2 separate regions of the Mus musculus genome follow, and region 2 is linked to region 1. A link is a loop called in an ENCODE intact Hi-C map of the cell type or tissue named here. Cell type or tissue: left cerebral cortex. All regions are shown on one strand.

Region 1 (8,000 bases):
AACATTGGTTAGAGAGCTGCCCTTCCCAGCCTGCTCTGGCCCCCTGCCACCACCTCTCACAATGCCCATAGGGGCCTCAGCCCTGGTAAGGCAGGAAACGGTGGGGTGGAGTGAAGGGAAGTCAGAAGAACTCAGGAATTATGAATGCATAATACTAGACATTTTGGAAATGGATGGGCCTGGTGCCAGTCCTTGCTGGGGTTCCTAGATTGTACTGGGCTTACAAAGGGGCCATTATTAAAGGCTCCACATGTCTATGTAACAGGTTCAGAACCACAAGTGGTATGACGTCAGAGGGGTCACCAGATGAATAGGCTTCCCAGAATGTCTTCAGTGCCAAGAGCCTCAAGTCCCTGGAAGGAGGTGTGTAGGATGAGGGAGGGCATCCAGGAAGCTCTAAGGCAGTGGATGGCCAAACGTTCAATGGAAGGGCTGAGTGAGATAGCCCAAGAACGATCCTATTCTAGGACAAGATGAGAGCCTTTTCCAACAGCCTGAGCCTCTACTGCCTTTACTCAGCTCATCTGCCCTCCAGTATCCTCTCCCTCTCCCTCCTTCTCTCCCTCCTTCTCTTCCTCCCTCTTTCCCTCCCTTTCCCTCCCCACATTCTCTCTCTTCCTCTCCCTCTCCCTTTCTCTCCCTCTCTCTTCCTCCCTCTTTCCCTCCCTCTCCCCCTCCCCACCAATCACACACACACACACACACACACACACACACACACACACACACTACATCTTATTTGGTACCATTATTTTCTACTAGATGGGAGCAGTTGGCTGGTCTCATATCCTAACTGCGAAATGGCCTAGCTTGCTGGGGTCCACATTCACTTTTCCAAAAAATCAGAGGTTGTAGCTAAAGAGCGTCCAAGAAGTTCCTTCTGGTTACAATGGCCTATTGTTCTGCTACGTGTCGTAAGGAAGCATGATGCTGTCCTCTCCCGCAAAGCTAAGGAGCATGAGGCTTGACTGGGTTGCACATTTTCCCTTGGCATGTTCTTAGTTAAGGTAAATCTAAGTCAGCACATGCATATGTGCCCCAACATACACACCAGGTCCTTTGAGACCAGTAATGATGAAGCATTATGAGCTCGGGTATATATTCAATTTTCCCTGTAGTGTTGAAGGGCATGTATTTGCATACTGTTTGAATATTTTAAGTGTAAATACACACTCATTCACATGAACATACTTCTATATTATAATCAGCACTGTCTCTATCTGTCAGATACTTCAGAGCCCTGAAACCCACAAAAATCTTATTGACTAGACTGATGGCCATGGAAAGGAAATATTAGGATTTCAATTCGAATTTATTTTTTATTACATTCTTTTACGTTTCCTATTTCTTATGTGTGCTTTATATTCCTCAATCCACATGAATATAACAGGATGCATGTGTCATGTATAAATATGCCTATGGTAGGGATCTAAGTCTAAAAGGATTTGGCAGAGGGGATACACAGTCAAAAGAGCTTGAGCTTCACTGTCCATCTCTCTTCGATGTAACCCTCTAAAGCTGGAGACACTTACAGGAATTTAGTCCAACTACTACCAAAGGACTGGGCAGGGCCCCAGGCAGCTCTTCTCCAAGGCAGCACTGGCCAATAGAACCTGAAGCTCTATAGGGTACTGCTAATTCCTTTGGGGCTTATGATATAATGGTGCCTATTTTTCCCCCCAGAGTCCCCATCAGCAAGGCCCCTTTAGTCATAAGAACACTGGCTCCCACCTAAGAAGCCCACTTTCCTTATCAGATCTTGGGTTGGTTCTCAAGGCTTTTCCGCAGCAATACTCAATCCATTCAATACATAGAAGACAGAGCACTGGCCCTGAGTCTGATTAGATGCATTCATTATTTAGTTAAGAAAAATGAGGTTGGTCACCAATGAGATCCATGGGATGGATGGATGGATGGATGGATGGATGGATGGATGGATAGATGGGTGGATGGACGGATGGACGGATGGACTGATGGATGGATGATGGGTGGATGGATGGATGATGGATGGATGATAGATAGATAGATAGATAGATAGATAGGTAGATTGATAGATAGACAATGGATGGATTGATCAAATGACAGAAAGAACAAACTGGATTTCTATATAATTCAGAAGAGGACCCAGAAATATATCTAGAATAAAACATTATATCATTTGTAGACAGCAGACCACTGTCTGATTGACATATTTCATGGTAGGTAGTTCCATTTGGGAGCACATATTAGATTCTGACAGCACTCTTGAGAAAGTCCACTATGTAAGAGGACAGTTACTGGGCTACTCACCCACACACTGGTTGCCTTCATCCATCTGATACCCAAAGCGGCAGACAAGAGGCCTTGAAATCGTGGGGTAGTTGGAAGCTGGTACTGGTGGGGCCGCTGCTGGGTATGGGCCTGAGTAGGATGTAGAGTAGGGATTTGAGTAAGGCCCTCGATACACTGGGTTGGTTCGAGGGATGCACAAATACCCGCCATTCTGGTTGACACACATCATGTCCCCACGACAAGCCTCAGGGATGGTCCGGCATTCATCAATATCTGCAGAGGCCACAGAAAGGACAAATTTCAGTGGTCCCTCCATGACACTGGGCATGCGCACATTGAAGCAGAGCAGATTGATGGGACTGACCCTCTAACATTTCACCTGACTCACTGCAGTCTGATGCTCCCCAACATTAGCCAAGTTGACTCCAAGTGACCTGGGTTGCCAAACATTAGCTCTTTAAGCCCTCTTATCACAAATGACCCCACCCTCAGAAACCTACACTATTGTTGACTTCATACCACATTTGAAACCTGGGCAAATGTATTCTTTAACATTTAGGAATATAGCAAATTTTTTAAAAATCCCTTGATTTACATAAGTAAAAATAAATAGATGGGAGTGTCTGTGAGTGCAAAAGCCTGCCACGTACTCACTCTCCTGTGCATTTCTTATACTCTGAAAACATGAGATCAGGACCACTTCTATTCAAAGTAATAGCTGGGCAAGAAAGAAAGAGACCTTTACACCCAGAAAGACAAGGCTTGGCTCATAGTTAGTTACTTGCTGAGAAAGCAGAGCAATTTCTTTCAAGCTGGCTCACACAATGCCAGCAAAACAAGACTGTGTCTAGCCCTGCTGGAGATCAGCTCACACTGGAAGGAGAGTGGTGGTCTGTCTAGAAAAATCAGCCTTGTCAGGGTGGAGTCAAGAGAGGTTCCAACTCTGGCTCCAGTGGGCAGCAGACCTGGCTTTGGGAGCTGGGCCCTGCCACCAGCTCTTGCTCTGTGTGGAACTGGAGACTGGGGAGGGATGCCTGGACCTGGGCAGCTCGCCCATCATGTCATCTGAGAAATGCATGCCAGCTCCCAGCTTGGGAACTGCAAATGCTGTGGTTCACTTTTCTCTAGTGGAACACATGGACTGGAAAAGAAGCCACGGCCCTCTTTACCCTGTAGTGCATCCTTGAACCAAAGAGTTTTGTACTGTAAATCCAAGAATGAGCCCGAGTCTTCAAGGTTTAATTCATCCTTTTCAACCAACTCTCTCCCTTCTTAGTCTCAGTTGATGTGACTCGGGACAGAAACATGACTTGACCTAAATTAAAACTAATTAAGAATTTAGCTATTCCCACATTGGGAACATTGCCCCCAATGTGGGGCAGCCAAGCCTTATCCCCTCCGAGTGCCCCACCCTCGGCATGCCATGCCTGCGCTTCCTTTTCACCCCTGATCTTTGTCTATGCTGTTCCTTCCACTGTGTTTGAGATCTTCAGGATCCTAGCCATCCTTCAATATCCAACTCAAACTGGGCCTGACTCTTGGCTGAGTCTGGACATAAAGGTTCCCTCTCTTCTCTGCCTTTTCGGGGCCCACTGAAGTTATCTCCACTCGACCTTATTCCACCAACTTCACAGCATTCACTGTGTCTAAGTTTTTCTCCACTAGATGGCGTGCTGTGAGAAAGGACTTCCTCATCCCTGGAACCTGGGAAGCCCTTAGGTCTCAGGGCTGATTCCATTCAGGTTACCAATCAGCTGGCTTTAAGATGGGAGCATCCATCCTAGGTTACGCTATGGGACACCCAGTGTAGTTGGGTGAGTGGTTGAAAATAGAAAAGGTAGGAGAGACGTAGAGGAATTACAATGTAAGAAGGGACCGATAATTGTGAATGTCACAGGCTACCAACCAAGGGGTGAACACAGTTTCTAGAAGCTGGGAGGGCCTCGCCAAACAACCAGCAAGGATGGAGGACCTACAACCTATAACTTCAGGAGGGTGGATCCCAAAAACTTCTCCCGTGAGAAGAAAAGATGCTCTCTCTCTCTCTCTCTCTCTCTCTCTCTCTCTGAACCCCAGAGAAACACAGCCCGGCCAACACTCTGCTATTAGCCTGGTAGACAGGTGTTGGGCCTCTGACCCAGAGAGCTATGGGGTGCAAAATAAGCAACATTTAAGCTACTATTCTTATGAAACCTTGTGGAGGCAGTGCTAGGGAACAGATCCAACAGAAATGCTTGTTGAGGAGAGAGGTGATTCTTTGACCCTGATCAGCTCTTAGCACAAAGAACATAAGCAACAAGGGTCTCATTGGCTTGGTCATCCCACCTCTGTGTTCTTCCATGGAGAAGGTAAATGAAGCTTCGACGACACTGAGCCACAGCTATGGCAGAAACATCCTAGCAATTGAGCTACCGCCAAATGACCACACCTAAAAAAGGACCGTCAGCATCACATACCTAGACACTGTCCTGACTGGCGGTCCAGGTCAAAGCCGTTTGTGCACTGCTGCTGTAGAGGAGAGAGAAGAAATAAGTCAGGTCACTTGCCTAGCATTCTTTGTCACTATAAAAGCATCACAGAGCATTTTGGAGTAAAGGAGGGGTGGGGGATGGAGGGATGTAACACCCACATGTGGGATAGGTTTCTATTTGGAAATGTTTTCTTACAATCATTGCACACTTAGTGGTTTTTTGTTTTTTTTTTTTTTGTAACACCCTACACCAGTGCCTCATGACCCACAGTGTCAGGACGTATGGGTTTTGCCATGCCCACGTGATGAGGAGCAATAAAAGCCACAGTGCAACAGCCCCACTTCCAAGGAAGGAGACTCCCCCAGCTCTATCCATCTCCCCTTCACAGACCCCCAAACAAATGCTTCAATCACTACGATATGCCCCCCCCCTGCTCTCAGTTATATCATAAAGCAAAAGCTACACGGCAGATGTGGCCCATTTTCTAAGCAAAGGAGATGGGTTTTTTTCCTTCGTTTCAATGTCAGCAAGGCAGTGACACATTTTGGCCATTGGTGACAGTTGTGATTTTACATGTAACCTGAGCTATAACTGTACATGCAGGGTTGTTTTTTGTTTAATCTGGTTAAATTTTGTTTTGACATCAAGACAAAAATCTCATTGTGTAGTCCAGGCTGGCCTGGAACTAGTCTTCCCGCCCGTTTCCTAAGTGCTGTGAACTTTTGTGTTTTGGGCCGTGGGCTGAGCCATCTCTCCAGCCTTGACTGTGAACTTTTAAACACCTGATCTGGGTGTTTGAGAGCCCCTTGCGGTGCCTGGAGGCTGACACAGGAATGAGTTCAGTGTCTAGGATTGTGGTACACCTGTCACCAGGCCCCTCCTCCAGCCTCAAGGCCAGGCTTCCCTGAGCCATGGGGTGATTTGTGAGCCTGGCCTGTGCTACTGCTGAGAGTTCCAAGCCTTAGAGCCTCAGGACAAAGGACCCAGAAGAAGCAGGAGTCTATACCACAGACCCCAGGAGATCAGGTTTCAGTCCTGTTCTCGACCTCAGTGCTGGGACAGAATGGGCTCAAGCCACTTGTTTACCTGGTTTCTAATTCTCACTAGAGTCCTTACTTCTCCTCATCCTTCCCTTTGCCTCAGTTTCTCTATCTATAAAATGGGGTACTGTTACTTAGTTTTAAGTAGTTACAAAGAGGAACTATGTTACTATAAATGCCTATACTAATTACCTTTATCTATGACCACTATCTGCTTCAGGACTAGATGTCTTTGTCTATAACTCTTGGGACTAGATTACAGGATGCCAAGGTCCCTCTGAGATCTAAAATTCTTATACATTCCTCTCAAATCCTTCCTGTCTCCAATGGTCTGAGTGTGTCTAATGGCCTTTGGACGTACTTCACAGCTCTTCCCCCTGTTCCACCCCAGCATAGTTTTCTCAGTGCTAGGTATGAAACTTATAGCCTTATGCATGATGGGCAGGCGCCTACCCTTCCTCACCTGCAGCCCTCGGCCTTACTCAGAAATGAGGCTGTCTTTATTTTCTCTCCATGAGAAGGGCCACACAGAAGGGCCTCTCTGAGCCATCTAGAACAGTGTTTCTCAGCCTTTGTAACGCTGCGACCCTTTAATAAAATTCCTCACGTTGTAGTGACCCCCAACCATAAAATTACTTCATTGCTACTTCATAACTATCATTTTGCCACTGGTATGTATTGTGATGTAAAAATCTGTGCTTTCTGATAGTCTTAGGTGACCCCTGTGAAAGGGTTGTTCGACCCCACCCACAAAGGGATTGAGAACTGGTTGCAATCCACAGGTTGAGAACCACCAATCTAGAGGAACCCTACCATATTACTTGGGGCTGACACACCTAGCACAACCCTCCCTATAACTTTAAAAATGAGATATTGCCCCTTGCACACTCCTCCCAGGTGAATGGATACCCCCCACGCCCCCCCCCCAGCTCCAGATAACCAACCTTCTCCTTCCTATCTCTTTCACTGGGCATTGTATGGCTGTAAACACACACTGACCTAGCCGTGGGGGCCTTTTGTAAGCATCCTGGGTGGAGAACTCCCTGACCAGAAGCACCACATTGAACTACCATTTAAGTTAGTGAGTTTCCCTGAGGGACACCAAGGTTTGGAGCCAGGATGCTGAGATCCAATTCCAACCTTGCCACTTGAAACCTATATCACCCTGGGCCAACCTCCATCTCTTAGAGCCTTCACTATGATATGTTTGTATGGAGGGTAGTAAGTGAACTGCAGAGTACCTCCCATTCCCATAACCCTGGGACCCTAAAATGCATGGCTGGACACTCTCCCCTAGCTTTGTGACATGCTCCTGGACAACTTGAAGCCTTACCTGTGCATTCCCAGGATGTGGAAGCCAGAGTGCCAAGATGGTAACAGTGAGTATCCTGTGGGCAGTGAAAATCAGAGTGAGTGCCAAGGGATGCTCATGGCCAGGAAACCTGGACCTCCTGCTACCTGGCATTTAGTTGGTGGTTTTACCATATGCTTGCAAGCGAATAGGGCACACTCAGCAGAGCCCAAGAGCGCTTCCAGCCCTCTACTCTAACCCCACAAGAGGCAGCCTCCTCACACTTGCTTCATGTGTTGGGATAGTGAGTTAGGTCACATGTTTTGCTGCTTAGGGACAAAAATCCAAAGACCCACAGTCTGTGGCATCAACCAGTTGTCTTGGTCTTTTATCATTCTGCACAGAGACCACCTGAGTCAAACATTATTCTGACCTGACTGCAGAGCCAAGAGCCTCTGTGTCTTCAATCCATGAAAGCAAGAATGTGAGAGGCTCTGTGTTTGCAGGAAGTCACTTAACCAGAACGTGGAGCCCTCAGTCCACACATGTGAGAACCTGGGCTTGAATGGTCCAAGAACCCAGGGTCCACCCTAGCACGTGGCTCGTGAGAACTGCCATCCCAGGGGATGGAAGTCTGAGGAGCCAGTGTGAGAAAGGCAGTGGGTAACAGCAGGAAATGCCTTAACACCCTGGCCCAGCCAACGTGGCCACCCACAAGCAAGTAAATATCTTTGCCTGTGGGTGATTTGGTTCTTTGCTGTGGCCAACGTTTTGTCTGGTGAAACTGTGGTCACCAGTATGCTTTAAAACTGCGAAGTCTATACCACTCACATCCATTAAGATGGCTATTTGTGCAGCATGCATGGACCTGTGTGTTGAACATGTTGGAGCATGTGTGTAAGTGCATATTTACATGTCTGTGTATTC
Region 2 (8,000 bases), 150 kb after region 1:
TGGCCTTAGGATCTGAGCTTAGTCAATCAATAAGGTGCTTGCCATACTGGCCTTAGGAGCTGAGCTTAATCAATCAATAAGGTGCTTGCCATACTGGCCTTAGGAGCTGAGCTTAGTCAATCAATAAGGTGCTTGCCATACTGGCCTTAGGATCTGAGCTTAGTCAATCAATAAGGTGCTTGCCATACTGGCCTTAGGATCTGAGCTTAGTCAATCAATAAGGTGCTTGCCATACTGGCCTTAGGAGCTGAGCTTAATCAATCAATAAGGTGCTTGCCATACTGGCCTTAGGATCTGAGCTTAGTCAATCAATAAGGTGCTTGCCATACTGGCCTTAGGATCTGAGCTTAGTCAATTAATAAGGTGCTTGCCATACTGGCCTTAGGATCTGAGCTTAGTCAATCAATAAGGTGCTTGCCATACTGGCCTTAGGAGCTGAGCTTAGTCAATCAATAAGGTGCTTGCCATACTGGCCTTAGGATCTGAGCTTAGTCAATCAATAAGGTGCTTGCCATACTGGCCTTAGGATCTGAGCTTAGTCAATCAATAAGGTGCTTGCCATACTGGCCTCAGGATCTGAGCTTAGTCAATCAGTAAGGTGCTTGCCATACTGGCCTCAGGATCTGAGCTTAGTCAATCAATAAGGTGCTTGCCATACTAGCCTTAGGATCTGAGCTTAGTCAATCAATAAGGTGCTTGCCATACTGGCCTTAGGATCTGAGCTTAATCCCCAGAACCTTCATGTAAAAAGCCATGCATGGCGGTACCCATCTGTAACTATAGCGCTGGAGAGGTAAAAATGGGCAGATACCTGGAAGTCCTAAGTTAACCTACTTGTGAGGAACACCACCAATGTTGTCTTCCTGCCTCTAAATGCATATGCACATGTGCACCCCCATACACATACACACACACACACACACACACACACACACACACACACACGGCAAAGGTACTTCTCAAGTATTTATTAAGTATATACACCTGCTGATAACTGAATGACTTCTGGGTAAGCAGATGTGTATCTGTGCACTCATGTCTGCATATGTGTTCTTGTGTATATGTGTACATGCAGATGTATTCATACATGTGCTAAAGGTCTAAGTCAGATGTCCTCCTCAGCTGCTCTCCACCTTTCTAGTGGAGTCTAGTGCTCACCATTCAGCTGGACTGACTGACGGGGCAGCACCCAGAAACCCACTTGTCTGTCCATTCCCTGCCTCGAGTATTGGTGAATACAACACACACTGGGATCTGAACTCGGGCTTCCATGCTTACTCACAAGCACTTTGTAAGCCTAGCATTTTGCATATACCAATTCAGTAGTCACCTCCACTGAAATCTGCTCCAATGAGAAACAGTACTGTCAAGAAGGTATTGGGGGAGATGGAGAGATGGCTCAGCAGTTAAGAGTCCTCGCTGCTAGCCCGGCGGTGGTGGCGCACACCTTTAATCCCAGCACTTGGGAGGCAGAGGCAGGCAGATTTCTGAGTTTGAGGCCAGCCTGGTCTACAGAGTGAGTTCCAGGACAGGCAGGGCTATACAGAGAAACCCTGTCTCAAAAAACAAAACAAAACAAAGAGTATTGGCTGCTTTTCCAGAGGACCTGGGTTCAATTCCTCACACCCACGTGGCTGCTCACGTGGCCTCTTTAACTCCAGTTCCTCCAGTTCCAGATCTTCTGGCTTTAGTGGGCACTAGGAGCACACAGTACCCTGGCAAACACCTTTTTTTTTTTTTTTTTTTTTTTGGATTTTAATGGCAGAGTTTCTCTGGATAGCCCTGGCTATCTTAAAACTCTCTCTGTGCCTGACAAATACAGAAGCAGATGCTCACAGCCAACCATTGGACTGAGCACAGAGTCCCCAGTGGAGGAGCTAGAGAAAGGACTGAAGAAGCTGAAGGGGTCTGCAGCCCCATAGGAAGAACAACAATATGAACCAACCAGACCCCACACCCACACCCAGAGCTCCCAAGGACTAAACCATCAACCAAAGAGTACACATGGAGCGACCCATGGCTCCAGCTGTAGCAGAGGATGGCCTTGTAGGGCATCAATGGGAGGAGAGGCCCTTGGTCCTGTGAAGGCCTGATGCCCCAGTGTAGGGGAATGCCAGAGCGGGTAGGCGGGAGTGGTGGGGGGAAGTACTCTCATAGAAGCAGAGGGTGGGGGGGGATGGGATTGGGAGTTTGTAGAGAGGAACCAGAAAATGGGATAACATTTAAAATGTAAATAGCTGGGCGTGGTAGCGTGCACCTTTGATCCCAGAACTCAGGAGGCAGAGGCAGGCGGATTTCTGAGTCCGAAGCCAGCCTGATCTACAAAGTGAGTTCCAGGACAGCCAAGGGTATACAGAGAAACCCTGTCTCGAAAAACCAAAATAAATAAATAAAATGTAAATAAATAAAATATCAAAAACAGGTATACCACCATTGCTGGCCAAAAATAATTTTTTAATGCATTGTTTAAGTGCCCTATGTTAAGTTTTAATCCCAGGCTTAGTGGCTGAGGTACCTATTTAACATATGGAAGTGGACCTGGCCTCCAGGTTGTCCCAGCATCCCTTAGTCCCTCCTGTTACAGGGTATGGCTGGTATACCCGGCCCTCTACCCTGAACTCTCCAGAGCATGGACTATGCTGCCCTTCCCCTAGTGGCTCTTGCCTATGTAATCCATACATTTTGGTTACCCACCCTCTTTTTGTATGGTTTGCAACTTTGGCTCCTGGCTGCTGTATTTCCTTCCCTTTTCTCCCTTCCCCTCAGGGTCAAGACCACTCTGGGTTCTCCCAAATATGTCTGCCCCTGGCTCTGCTCTCCCAAATCTCTTTAATAAACCTTCTCCTCCGCCATCCCTAGGAAAAGTCATGTCCTTCCCATTTCTTTTTTCATTCACCCTAGAGATGACTCAGTGAGTAAACGGGCTTGCTAAGAGCCTGAGACACCCGGAACTCACACCAAGTTGGGAAGAGAGAACTTTATAAAGTCCTCCCTGACCTCCACACCAGCACATACACACAAACAGTAACTTTTTTTTTTAAATAGAATGAATGGCAAGAGTCTCATGAAGCAGTGTATACAGTGTTCAAAATATAACATGTTTAAAATGGGTCTTATTCCAAAACCTTTGGAAAATTAATTACAAATGAATGTGGGGAGGGGGCCGGGAGGGGGAGCTCACTCAGTCATAGCACGTGGCCATCATCCCAGCCAGCTCTCAGGAGGCAGAGACAGGACGATGGGAGTCTGGAGCCAACTTGGGCTACAAGAAATCCTGTCACAAACTAACTTGTTCCAGTTCCAAAACACTCAAAATGTCTTCTTAAGAGCACTTCATTTAACAACGTCCTTAGATTCACATCATTTTTGTCTTTTTGTTGTGCGTGGATTTTAAACACTATGAGTCAATGCTCCTTTACAAGTGATAAAAACAAAGGCCTTTGCTCCCAACGAAATAATAGTCTCAACTAGCAACCCTCTCCAAACCTAAAATGATTATGAAACATGGTTGTCCGAGAAACACCCAAATGACTTGATAATTGTATGCGAACATAGACCAGTTTCTCAAGATGTCACAGCAATACTTTTAAGCGTAGTCACTTAGGAATTAAGGTGAGGAAGAGACTAAGCCAAATCACACAGTAGAACGATTCTAATCTATCCATAATACCTAAAAACAAAGCTGGCCTCCTGGTCCGGAAAAATGGGAGAACAACCCAAACATCCCCGTAATAAAAACTCTTATGACGACTTCCCTCCGGGGTTTCCTACTTTACTTCCGAAGTGTCAGGCCCTTTAATGGGAAAGCCACGGTCACAACTGCAGAAAGACGTGGGATGGATAATCAAGATCTAAATGCATGGAGCATTCCATTATAGAACTGAGTTGAGAGAGAAAGTTGGATCTGCCAGAGGACAGGTTAGGGGGCGTGGGTGGAGTTGGGAAGGGTCCGCCAGGTGCTGAAAAGGCGACTCGCTAGACTAGACCCTAAGAGAGAAGAGAGAAGAAACCCGAAAAGGTGTGGCAAGTGGACAAGGAACGCCCGCGCTAATCCTCCGGGTGAAGCCCCCCGAAATGCCCAGGCTACCCGCCCGGTCTTCTAGGGCGAGGGTGCCGGGAACGCATGCGGGAGGCTTCACGAGCGGAGCCATGGGGAGAAGGCAGGAAGCACCCCTCACCCAGCCAGGTCGGGATGGGGGCGCTCGGGCCCCGCCTGAGTTCCTGAAGCGGCGTCGCTGCTCCCCACGCCCGCCGCCGAGCCGAGGACGGCTCCCCACCGAACGCCCACACTCACTTTCTCGTGGAAGATGGACTCCATGTTTATTTGTCTGGAGCCAACGGCCCCGGCGCGGAGCAGCCCCCTCCAGCAGCTCCGCCCCCGGCCCCACCCCTCAGCCCCGGTCCGCCCCGCCCTAGCCACGTGCCTCTCGCCAACCAATCACTACTGCGGGCGCACGTCACGAGGCACGCGAACCCGGGAGCACGGGACACGTGACCTGGGCGGCGTTGGTCCTCCCCGCGGCAAGCGTGATGCTGCGGCGCCGCCTGCTGTGCGGAGGAACTTCTCTACGCGGGACAATCTTGTGATTCTAGGGTTCTAGAAGAGAATCCTCGCAGCCAAGTTTTAGGTTCTTTTTTTTCTTTTTTTTTTTTTTTTCCATCTCCACCTTCTTTGGTCCTTTCTCCTCATCTTTATGTGAGCAACTCCTCTCCCACTGAAGACTTCATTCCAGAAGAGGCATTCTCCACATACCTAATATTTGTGTAAAAACTATAGCTAATGTTTAGTTAGGACTGACTTAGAATAGTCCAGTTGTAAGCGCAATTTAATACGGCATTTTTTGATGTGTGTGTGTCTTTTGTAATATTATACAAATAAAGAAATGTAGGTACGAAGAAATTAGCACAGCACACTGTCCAACATAGTTGGCTGTTGGAATGAATATCAGGTCCTGGGGTAAATACGCCATCTCTGAAGGAGGAAGCGTTGGTGAGGAAGTGAAAAATCCAGCAAAATATTGAGTGGCTCGCGCAGGGGATGGGGGTGGGGAGGGGGGGATTGACAAAGATTAAGCGTTGTATTGGGCGTTGTATCTTGTATGGTGGAACCATTTTAGGTTCTTCAATGTAGCAAAGGCCCAGTCTCCTAAAGGCTCATTGTACCTGAAGGTAAGGAAGGCATATGTTGTGTTGGAGGACAGCTGCTCTATGCCAGCCTGTAGCCAGGGTTACATAGGAGGACCCTGTCCACCACCTCCCTACCGGGAAAAAAAAAAAAAAAAAAAAAGCTACAGGCGGTTAAAGATTTTTAAAACTAGAGACATGGGGTCAAATTAGGATTTTAGAGGATCACTGGGGAACAATACTTGAAAGGCATTTGGGGAGAAATGAAGAGACTCTGGTGGTCAGGACTCCAGTAGTGATTTGAGAATGGAGAGAGACCACTTTGAAGCTTTAGGAAACAGAAGACTTTGATGAGGGACTGGGGTGGGATGGGGGTATTGTTAGGAAAGACTTGTGGGTTTCTGCTCTAGGTACCATGTAAAGCAGAAGTGATACTCCAACCAGAAATACTTTACAGAATGAGTAGGGTCTTGGGAAGAGAAGAAAAGGCTTTTAATTTAGAAAATACTGAGCTTAAATATCTCTGCAACTAAAGGTACTTATGATGGTTTGTATATTCTTGGACCAGGGAGTGGCACCATTTGGAAGTGTGGCCTTGTTGGAATAGGTATGACCTGGCTGGAGTAGGTGTGTCACGGTGGGTGTGGGCTTAAGACTCTCACCCCAGTTGCCTGGAAGTCAGTCTTCCACTAGCAGTCTTTGGATGAAGACTTAGAACTCTCAGCTCTGCCTGCGCCATGACAGCCTGGATGCTGCCATGCTCCCACCTTGACGATAATGGACTGAACCTCTGAACCTGTAAGCTAGCCCCAATTAAATGTTGTTTTTTTTATAAGACTTGCCTTGTTCATGGTGTCTGTTCACAGCAGTAAAACCCTAACTAAGACAGTCCTTCTGTAGAGTGATAGATGACAGGCCTGGAGTTTTCAGAAGCTGTTTTAAGCTGTGAGGTGAGAGTCATTGCTGTTTAGAAGGGCTGGAGAGATGGGTGTGTCCTTAAGAGCATTTGCTGCTTCTCTTGTACAGGACCTGGGTTTGATTCTCAGAACCCACATAAAGGCTCACAGCAGTTGGTAACTCGAGACTCAGGGGATCTGTTGCTTCTGCAATGTACCTGGGATGCACAGGGATGCTCAGACAGTCACGCAGGCAAGCACCCCTACACATGAAATATAAAGAAACAAATTTAAAACACAAGGTAACTAAAACCATAAACGCTGAGTATAATCTTAGAGAAAAGGAAGAGATTGAAAAGAGGATGGAGAGCTAAGCCCTGAAGATAGAGCAGTAGGCACAAAGGGTGCAAATGCTGCTGAGTGTACTGAAGTGGAAGGCCCACGGGGGAATGCTTCAAGGACAAGTCCGTGTCACATGCTCCCAGGAAGTCCAGGGGCAGAAAGACTCAAAAGAAACTGCTCAGTTTTGTTGTTGAGATCATTTTTGTGAGACAAGTTCAAGAAAAGAAAGGAAGTGAGAGGCAAGAAAATAAAGACTGCCAGTGACAACCAGCTAGCTAATTCAAGGAGCTGCCATATCATTTGTTGACTATTTTGTATGCAGTTTCCTCTTGAGATAAAACAAAAGGTAGAGCTGTCCTTATTGGAGGGAAGCTCTTTACCACAAAGGATATTCTAAAGGGAGATGAAGTCCATCATGCAAGGAAGCTAGTGAGGTCATAGAATATTCTAAGAACAGGGAGAACATTTAGTCTTACAGAAGGGTGTCTTTAGCTCAGAAAGTAAACAACTAGGAGGCTTCAGGAAGTCCCTGAAACTGACAAGATTCACTAGGCTCCTCCTTCCCCAAGCATACATAAACAGTAGGACTACTGAGAGACACTCTCCAAGAAGCAGAGTTGCCTAGAAGAGGCTCACATCAACTGAACTGCCTGCAAAGATGAGCCACATTGCCTGTAAGGGACATTTCACTCTGTTAAGCTATCTGCAAGGTATGTAGTGTGACCCATGTTTCCAGATTTTGTGAGCTGTTGACTTGCTGGAGTGGGCTTTGGTGTCATTTCTGCTCCAGTTAGTAATCTCAATAAAACTGATTGGTTCACCAAGTTGGACTTTGGTGGTATCAGTTCTCTGGGTAGATGTTCACAGTTCTCCAGGAACAGTGTCACACAACATGGGGATAGCCTATGTGCTTAAGGAATTGTGGCTTAACCAGGAAAATACAGCCTCCTAACAAGAAAATGCAGTGTTTACTAGTGTTTTGATTTTTTTTTAAGATGTAATTGTTCAAGTGAGTATATGAAGCTGGGCTACTATAAGTGGCTGCACAGGGTAAATTACCATCAGAGATTAAATGCTCAGTTATGGAGTCTGGGGAGTCCAAGGTGAAGGCTAAAGCAGACCAAATGTCTCAGGAGAGTTTTTTTTTTTTTCATTGATGTGCCTTTTGTGTGTCCTTATGTGGCAGAAGAGTAAAGAGGACCAGCAAGCTCCCTTCAGCCTCCTTTATAGGGATACACTTATTTAAAGGGTAACTGGAGGGCTGGAGAGATGGCTCCATGGTTAAGAGCATGTGCTTCTCTTGTAGGGGACAGCTATACTCTCATGACCAGGACACAGTCATATCCTCTTAATGCTAATACACCTTTCAACCTGTAAACTTTGGAGATGACACAATTTAGGTGATAGTAATAGAGCTGGAGACTCGTTTGTGATTCCCTTCCTGTAATTGTTAACACTTTGCCCTTCACTCCAGTCTTACATACTGTGTATCTATCTCCCACACCCTCTCCCCCTGTTATATGCCCACTGCTAAGTTCAAACCATCTGGACTCTTGTGTAGTCCATTCCCCAGAACTATGAATTGATCCACCATAATATGTCCAGTTCATGGCATTGTCAATGACCATGTTTGTTTGT

What was found. A loop is a pair of places that touch in the nucleus more often than their neighbours do. Peaks named below come from ENCODE experiments on the same cell type or tissue, not always from the same donor. Only the 100,000 strongest peaks of a DNase experiment are listed, where the experiment ranks them.
Region 2: it touches region 1 in a loop (4-fold over the local background); 2 of 42 quality-filtered maps call a loop at or near these places.

The regions. Positions count from the first base shown.
Region 1 is chr12:101,807,427-101,815,426 of GRCm38, forward strand. Fbln5 (fibulin 5) reads right to left here. Exons shown (of 11, transcript NM_011812.4): 2 at 7,116-7,170; 3 at 4,728-4,779; 4 at 2,290-2,544. Among named protein-coding and RNA genes, the nearest start is that of Fbln5, 7.7 kb to the right of the region's middle. In left cerebral cortex, a CTCF peak has its summit at 3,936 (motif pointing right); DNase peaks (open chromatin) are centred at 3,297 and 3,932.
Region 2 is chr12:101,953,840-101,961,839 of GRCm38, forward strand. Atxn3 (ataxin 3) reads right to left here and starts at 4,404. Exons shown (of 11, transcript NM_029705.3): 1 at 4,295-4,404. The coding sequence starts at 4,318. In left cerebral cortex, a CTCF peak has its summit at 4,545; a DNase peak (open chromatin) is centred at 4,470; H3K4me3 peaks cover 1,790 bases; H3K27ac peaks cover 1,112 bases.